Regions from separate parts of the Homo sapiens genome. Here region 2 is linked to region 1. The links are chromatin contacts, found by Hi-C or POLR2A ChIA-PET in ENCODE. All regions are on one chromosome and are shown on one strand. Each heading gives the region's core, a stretch centred on a gene start or an enhancer-like site at or near the end of the contact. The rest is flanking DNA. Distances are from core to core; before and after follow the strand shown. Region 1 overlaps SNX25 (sorting nexin 25). Region 2 overlaps SNX25 (sorting nexin 25).

Evidence for each region. Hi-C counts contacts between places; a loop is a spot of excess contacts on that map. ChIA-PET counts read pairs that join two places held with the same protein, here RNA polymerase II (POLR2A). Pooled maps may share reads with other maps.
Region 2: a loop to region 1 is called in a map of Caco-2, with 12 times the contacts of the local background. The contact joins two enhancer-like sites. A Hi-C loop is called at or near these places in 18 of 168 maps with a recorded cell type or tissue (A673, Caco-2, Calu3 and 12 more), 6 of 37 single-sample maps with no recorded cell type and 13 of 50 pooled maps. POLR2A ChIA-PET finds 5 or more read pairs at or near these places in 8 of 52 experiments (AG04449, GM12878, H1 and 5 more).

The regions. Positions count from the first base shown.
Region 1 is chr4:185,224,746-185,228,975 of GRCh38, forward strand. The region is part of intron 1 of SNX25 (sorting nexin 25); the gene reads left to right. Among named protein-coding and RNA genes, the nearest start is that of SNX25, 17 kb to the left of the region's middle. Within about 2 kb of position 2,431, at least 5 of the 41 ENCODE cell types and tissues checked have a DNase peak (open chromatin) inside an H3K27ac peak, as active enhancers do.
Region 2 is chr4:185,303,202-185,307,431 of GRCh38, forward strand. All of the region lies in intron 6 of SNX25 (sorting nexin 25), which reads left to right. Among named protein-coding and RNA genes, the nearest start is that of LRP2BP, 91 kb to the right of the region's middle. RefSeq lists enhancers at 612-711, 1,600-1,789, 2,825-2,884, 2,970-3,470 and a silencer at 2,994-3,288. Within about 2 kb of position 1,975, at least 10 of the 41 ENCODE cell types and tissues checked have a DNase peak (open chromatin) inside an H3K27ac peak, as active enhancers do.

The DNA.
Region 1 (4,230 bases), core at 1,181-3,680:
TGAAGCCTGTGTTATCCCATCTTTGGCCAGTGGGAGCCCTTTTTAGTTGACTCTTGCATCCTTTGGACATAACCCTTGTGGTCTTTGAGTGTTTTCTTGCTATGTGGTATAACAAAATGTTTCAGGCTCATTTTGAATGTCTTCTGCTTATATCTGGAATTAACCATTTCTCCAAGAGGAGCCCTGTTTGTTTTTTTAAAGTGGGAAATGGCATTTCAAGAAGTCATTCAGAGTGTCAGGGAGGCTTGTTGCTATTGGACTGGTCATTGTTTCTTGACTTCCTCTATGGAAGGATCTGAAAAAAATACATATGAGATCTATGTATTGCAAAACACAATCACCCAGTAGTTAGATTTTTATATTCTATGTCTTCTTTTTTTTTTTTTTTTTTGAGATGGAGTCTCGCTTTGTTGCCCAGGCTGGAGTGCAGTGGCGCCATCTCGGCTCACTGCAAGCTCCACCTCCCAGGTTCACACCATTCTCCTGCCTTAGCCTTCTGAGTAGCTGGAACTATAGGCGCCCACTACTCGGGCTAACGCCCAGCTAATTTTTGTATTTTTAGTAGAGATGGGGTTTCACCGTGTTAGCCAGTATGGTCTCGATCTCCTGACCTCGTGATCCGCCCACCTCGGCCTCCCAAAGTGCTGGGATTACAGGCGTGAGCCACCGCACCCGGCCAGTATATTCTCTCTTCTTAAAGGCCAGTGACACTTCCTTTGAACACTGCTTTGTAATCCTCTATGTCATTTGCTTAGCATGGCATATGTTGGCATTGTTAATGGGTTCAGGGAAATCATTCCTGTGGCCCCAGTTTGATTGATTTCACTGTAATCTATGGCTATGAATACAGTGGACAAATAGGTGTATTACAGGAGTTATGTAATGTGAACGTCGTGAAGTGAATCCCTTAGTAATGGGTAGAGCTAAACTTAACATTTCTTGCACCTGCTGTTTGCAGGTGTATTAACTGCATTACGTTACCCAGTTTAATTCTTACATCAATCATGGGAGGTAGGGACTGTTATTCTCATGTTGTGGATGGGAAAACTGAGGTTTAGTGAGGTTAAACCATGTGCTCAGGCTATAAAATCAGTGAAAAAACTAAGAATTAAACCCACGTCTCTCTTAATTAACTCTGGAGTCTACACACTTAAACACTTTATTACCCTTTTAATTATTAAAAATTAGTCTGGCCTGATTCAGATTTAAAACAACTTGGGAAGCTTTGGGATGATTCTAGGATCTGCTTAGGACTTAATGTCACTTCAGAGGTCTCAGAATGAACTTGAATGATGTCACAGCTGTCCCTTCTGTGCTCAGGAGGATCTTTACTAATCAAGTAAGGCACCTGGTTGTGACTGCAGACTCTCTCTCAATACAGCATTCCAGGCAGCCGCTGAAAATTCACCGAGTTGGCACATAGCGTGAAACCCATCAGGCATTTTGAGTGAGAACCTAGTAGAATGGCGGTGGTGCCTTTTGGATTCTGCGATCACTTTTTCTGCGGCTGTATTACTCTGTCATCACTGCATTATAACAGCCAGGCATATACTTTTTTAGTCTCTCTGGTAAAAATCAGTGTTTCCCAAACTGTGATTCATTAACACTTAGTTCTGGGAGATGCTTTTAGGTACACTGCAAAAACAAAGAAGAGGAAGCTTGGGAGGCTAGTTTGGTGGTCACATAAGTCTGAAAAAACTAAATTTTTTGTTGTTGTTTGTTTGAGACAGGGTCTCACTGTGTTGCCCAGGCTGGGGTGCAGTGGCACAATTATAGCTCACTGTAGCCTTGACCTCCTGGACTAAAGCAGTCCTCCCACCTCAACCTCCTGAGTAGATAGGATTACAGGCATGTGCCACCACGCCCTGCTAATTTTTAAACTTTTTGTAGAGACAAGGTCTCACTATGTTGCCCGGGCTGGTCTTGAACTCCTGGGCTCAAGTGATCCTCCTACCTTGGCCTCCCAAAGTGCTGGGATTACAGGCATGAGCCACCACACTGTGCCTTGGAAAAACTAATTCTTAAAGCTTTACAACATGTGTTATTAAATTAACATTGTAAGAAATCCTACTGTAAAGAAATCTGCTTAGCTTTTTAATCCAATGTTTTGTAAACATGACTGATTCCTGTATCCCCTTCCTTTTATTTTTAACAATAAGGAGATGTATTCTCTTAAGAAAGAATACACAGTCCAGAGAGAGGACAAGCTCAGGGCTAGGGCAGGCTCCATGTGGAGACCATTGAGCCTCCAGGACCATTTCTCTGTGTTTTTTAGCCCCGTGAGTCGGAAGAGCTTGCGGGCTGTTGACCAGGTGACTGTATCAGTTTTAGGCACCACAGCCACGCAGGATGATACCCAGAAGAAGAAAGTCCCTTTTTGGAGCAAGGAAAATGTGCTCAGAAATGCTTCTGGCAGTGTTCCCCTCACATCTTACTGGCCAGGTTTGGGCAGGTGCCCGTTTGTTACCCGTTGTTGGCATGGGGGACAGGATTTCTGTCATTGGCCTAGGCCAGTCATTTATCTTTCTTGTTTTGTTTCCCTTACCTCATTGTGTGGAGAACTAGGCCAGTCACTTAGAGAGGAGGGAGGTTGTGGGTTCACAACACTTGGCCTGTGTCAAGGTCTTCAAGACAGGGCTGCCTTACCTTTTTAGCCTTCACTTGTATTCCTCTTCTTCAAGCTGAACTACTTGCTGTTCCCGAGTTTACCATTGGGTGGGTGTGCATTCACCCGGGAAGGACTTTGCCTGCATTTTTGTATGTTCAGCTCTACTTGTTAAAGGTCCAGCTCAATTGCCCTTCCATCCAGGCAGCTTCATTATGTTCTTCGTTTCTGCTCAGTAAGCATGCATTTATTGTGGGCAGGAGAGGGAGAGATCTAGGTAATTCCAGGTTTCTGGCTTGGGGGTTAAATGTGTACAGGTGCCCTTTGTGCAGGTTTGGGACGGTGGGATTTAAGGATGTGGTACATGTTGGCCATGTAGATTTTGAGATGCCTGTGGATCTGTCCAGCTGGCGGCTAGGTCTGCAGGCGTGCAGTTTGCAGGAGAGATCAGGGTTAAGCAGGTCAATTTGTTGGTGGTCAGTGTACACGTGACAGTTAAGGCTACAGGGGAATGAGACTGCCGAGAGCAGTAGGATGGCTGAGAAGCAGCGAGTCCAAGCGCAGGCAAGGGAGGAGCAGCCCACCAAGGAGAGAAAGAGCATTTAGAGGCCGTGAGATGAAGAGAGAAGCTCAGAGAGTAAGAGGGAGCAGATGGCCAACAGTATCCAGTGGGGCAGAGAGGTGCAGAGGGAGGACCGAGGGTGTGCCCCGGACTTGGCAACTGGGAGGCCTTTGGAGGTCCATGCCAGTGTGGTTTGGGGGTGGGACTGGAGAGGTTTACAGTGTGTGGCCTGTGCTCTGTAGAAGCCTGGCTGAGAAGGCCAGAAGAGAAAGTGGTACCTAGAGGGGAGTGTGTGTTATGGGATTTTTGTTGTTGTCAGGGAGAGATATTTAAGCACATTTTTAGGTTAAGGGAAAGATGGAAAAGTAGAGAGGAAGGGCCTGAACATCTCAGAGATAGATTGTAATTGATGGAGACATGCCTGGGGGGCAGGATCAGAGCATAGGTGGGGGCATTCGACTTTAGTAGGAGATAAAAATGGGGGCACATGGAGAGAACTTCGTGGAGGTTGGCAGGGAATTAAGGTATTTCAAGCTGGATAGTCTCAAATATTTTGGTAAGCGGGAGACGAAATTAATTACTGATAGTGAGAACTATGATAACGTGTAGAGGATAATTTTTTTATTTTTATTTTATTTTTTTTAGACAGCATCTTGCTCTATAGCCCAGGCTAGAGTGCAGAGGAGGATTGTGGCTCATTGCAGCCTTTACCTCTTGACCTCAAGCAGTCCTCCTGCCTCAGCCTCCCAGAGTGCCAGGATTACAGGTGTGAGCCACTGTGCTGTGCCTGTACAGGGTAATTTTAAGAGAGGCGATAAAAGGTTTGGAAAAAACATCATTGGAGAGAATAAGAGCAGAACCGTTTATTGGGCCCTCATTGTGAACCAAGCATTTCACTAGGCACTTTACATTCTCATTGAACCTTCACAGTTATCCTATGAGAAAGCTACTGTTATCCCCATTGTATGGATCAGGAAGCAGGTTTAGAGAGATGGGGTGACTAGCTAAAGGTGACAGAGCTAGCTGGGATGGTGCCAGGCTTTCTTTGACAGGAGAGCCAGCC
Region 2 (4,230 bases), core at 725-3,224, 78 kb after region 1:
GTATATCTCAAATCTGCTCAGCTCACAGTGCTGATTTGGGAACGGGGTTCTGCTTGTAATTTTATATGTGGATTTAATTGCTATATTATTCCTTTAAAAACATATTGCAAGCCTGTTGGAGGGCCTTAAACCAAGGGGAGTGCTAGGAGTTCCAGCACCAAGACATTAAACGAAGGTGCAGGGCGTGGTGGCTCACGCCTGTAATCCCAGCACTTTGGGAGGCCGAGGTGGGTGGATCACGAGGTCAGGAGATCGAGACCATCCTGGCTTACGCAGTGAAACCCCGTCTCTACTAAAAATACAAAAAATTAGCCGGGCGTGGTGGTGGGCACCTGTAGTCCCAGCTACTTGGAAGGCTGAGGCAGGAGAATGGCATGAACCTGGGAGGCGGAGCTTGCAGTAATCTGAGATTGCACCACTGCACTTCAGCCTGGGCGACAGAGCGAGACTCTGTCTCAAAAAAAAAAAAAAAAAAAAAAAGCAAGGCAGGGCACACAGTGGGCACACCCTGGCCGGGCTGCACAAAGTCCATGTGTCTCTGTACTCTTCTCCATCATAAAGTGAGTGATTCCGCCATCAACTCCTGTACGATTTCTGCTATTCCTCAAATATACTCTCCACTGAAGTGGAGTGACACGTTAGACTATGAAATCTCAGGTGTTTAGAGTGGTAAGAGAAGCCCATTTGTTCTTTTCAAAAAAGGACATACCAGCCTCAGGTTGAAAAGTAAGGCAAATATTTTTTTGAGTTCCTTAGCAACTGTTGAGGTGATTTCTAGATAATTTTGAAGAAGTCTGTGATGATTGGTAACTACTGAGAATTGCTGCCAGCTTTGTGTTAAGAGGTCAAGTACCATTTCTCACTTCAAATCTTGACTAGTCCCTAAGTAAATATATACCTGTTTCTTGAACCCTTCCATCAAGAGGATTTAGTAAAACTTCTGTTTACTTATTTATATTTTAGAGACATGTTCTCACTCTGTCACCCAGGCTGGAACATAGAGACGTGATCATAGCTCACTGTAACCTCAAACTCCTGGCTTTAGTGATCACGGCTCACTGCAGCCTCGACCTGCTGGGCTCAAGTGATCCTTCTGCCTCAGCCTCCTGAGTAGCTAGGACTACAGGTGCATGCCACCACGCCTGGCTAATTTTTAAACTTATTTTGTTTTTTTGAGATGGAGTTTTGCTCTTGTTGCCCAGACTGGAGTGAAATGGCGCATCTCGGCTCACCTCAACCTCCACCTCCTGGGTTCAAGCAATTCCCCTGGCTCAGCCTCTCGAGTAGCTGGGATTACAGGCATGCGCCACCATGCCCGGCTAATTTAGTGTTTTTAGTAGAGAAGGGGTTTCTCCATGTTGATCAGACTGGTCTCCAACTCCCAGCCTCATGTGATCTGCCTGCCCCAGCCTCCCAAAGTGCTGGAATTACAGGCGTGAGCCACCACACCGGGCCTAAATTTTTTTTTATAGAGACAGAGTCTTGCTGTGTTGCCCAAGCTGGTTTTAAACTCCTGGCCTCAAGCCATCCTCCCACTTCAGCCCTGCACAGTGCTGGTATTACAGGCATGAGCCACCACATCCAGCCTAAAACTTTTATTTGAATATACAAGAAAGATTCAACAGCTGGTTAGTCTGTCAGTGCACATACAGTTGATTGGAGAACCAGCATTTTCTAGGGAGGAAGTCTCTATTCCATATGTCGATTGCCTGCATTTCACGAGAAGACCTGAGCATCCTGGGCAGAGGAGAGAAGAGAGCCCATGTTGAGGAGTGAGGGAAGGGGAAGGAGGGTGCGGCCTTGTCCTCTGTTTGCTCTAACCTTCTTGTTAGAGGAGCAGGTTGTACCTCTGTATCAGCACTGCTAAGTGGGGCCAGGTGGAGGGTAGGAGGTGGCAGTTTTGCTCCCCAGGGGACATGTGACAATAGTCTGGAGACATTTTTGGTTGTCGTCTTTGGGGGAAGGGATGCTACTGGCATCTAGTGGTAGAGGCTAGGCATGCTGCTAAACATCCTGCAGTACACAGGACAGCCCCCCACAGCTGAGAACTACCCTGTCCAAAATGTCAGTAGTGCTGAGGTTGAGAAACCCTGCCCTGTATTATCCATTAAATCCCTCAGTGAGTCTGCTGAGGATGCTGCCATTATGATATGCCCTGGAACATGATAGCATGTTATGAGGGAAGGAAAATATTCTACTGTTGGTGTTTTTCTTTTTTTATACCTGAAAAGCACAGTGGTGCCATTTTAATCCAGTTGTACTATTTCTGGAGTCATGAGTTTGCACTTTAAGTTACTTTGCTCTCTGCTGCCTCATTAGAAATAGCATCTAACAGTTGTCGTTAGATGTTGCTGTTTTTGTTTTACTGCAAGCCACTTCACTTGCTTAAGGAAGAATTATATCATGGGCAGGGGATTTATAGCGAAAAGCATTTCTGTGATGTTATTCGTAAGTCTGTTGTAATGTCTTTGTAGCCAAAAGGGTTTACCTAATGTCTAATATAAATGTCTTTTTCACCAAATGAACCCAAATTCACCCATTTCCTTTTGCTCTGATCTCAGTAGAACCTAGACTATCTAGACGGAAAAACAGTAAATATTTGAACTAATTGCTTTGGAATATTATAGGTTAGTGCGAAAGTAATCACTTTTTTTGCCATTAAAAGTAATGGCGAAACCCGTGATTACTTTTGCACTAACCTAACATCATGTGTGTGTTCATCTTGGCACCAGTTTAAAGACACACTGCCATCCGGTGTTTCACTGGCCACTTCTTTTTAAAGCTAGATTAAATGTTGTGTGATTAACCCAGTTTCTAACAATGCACAGTGTTACTACTTAACACTCTATAGAGAAACAGCCACATAACTCTGGCATGAGCTGGGTCACGGGGTGTTGTCACACACCCACTCGCCTATACTTTTCTTGATGTGAATATTTCTTGGATGAATGGGTTTTAAGGCCACAAAGAAATGTATTCATCTGCATCACTGGATTTACAAGGATTTTTGCATGCCAGCAGCATGGGATGCATGAGCTCCACGTTAGTCATTTAGCTCTGAATGTGGCATTCGCTTTCTGAGGCAAAAATAAACAGAACCATCTAAGCAACAAGCTGCTGTTGCATTTGTTAGCAACAAGCTTTGTGATCAGACAATGGCATTGTATGGCCCATTATCAAACAGAACGCATTCACGTGAGCAAGCCACATTTAAGCGGAGCACCAAAACATTCTTCCCAGCCTTGCAGCTGGGTTTTAGGGAAGGGTTATTCTCTTTCTTACTTCTCTTTGGAATTTTCTTCTAGGTTTTGTCCTTTTAGAAAGGCGTTTTAAGCTCTCTTTGGGTAAAAAGAATGTAATGGTTGGTAAATGGGTGTCAGTTTTCTCCTATATTTCTCTCTCTTTATTAACATGTTTTAACCCCAAATTAAAATTGAGGTCTAGGTTTGTTTTATAAATAAGAGGCAACTTTAGTCCCAGAATTTTTAGATTAACTTAAACATTATACACAAACTATGAAGTTTAAGGATATATATTTTAAAAGTAAAAGTTTTCTTGAAAAATTAGGTCTTCCAAGCTTGCATTTCCTTAGGTACACTCACAAAACATCTTAGTTTGCAATAGACTAATTTTGGGGCAAACTACATTTACCTTCATCCTCCCACAAAGGAGTCTCTGAAATACTATTTTTTTCCTGTTGAGATAAATGCTAAATTAGTGAGTTCTTTAGGCAGGTCCTGACTGTTGGCCAAGTATAACACAAGTTCAGAAACCATTATTGAAGTAAATGAAAATGGGATGAAAAGATGTCTGATAATACCTGACAGATCATCTTGAACAAGTCCATGTATTGACCTGAGGCCTGCCTGTGGCCCTTTGTGTTAAGTACCGGAAAAGCTGCTTCTGATAAAAACGTATTATGGTGCTGTGTCTAAGTTTTTTCAGCTAATTTTGCAGCCTCCCTGAGTGCTATGTTATACATTTGACTAATTGGGACCTGAGATGGGTAATGACCATCCTAGGGAACCGGATGGAGGTCTCCAGCTGGGAGGATGTGCAAACCATTACTTAGACTGCACTCGTGGGAACCAAGAGACAAAACACAAATGCTCTTTTATCATTGGTAGTTTCATATCTAAGCGAGGTATGTGCTGACTCACCTCCAGAGAGTGTGCTCTCACCTGTCCAGATATGTAGTTCCCATGCCTAGGGAGGAGCATTCTGTTTCTC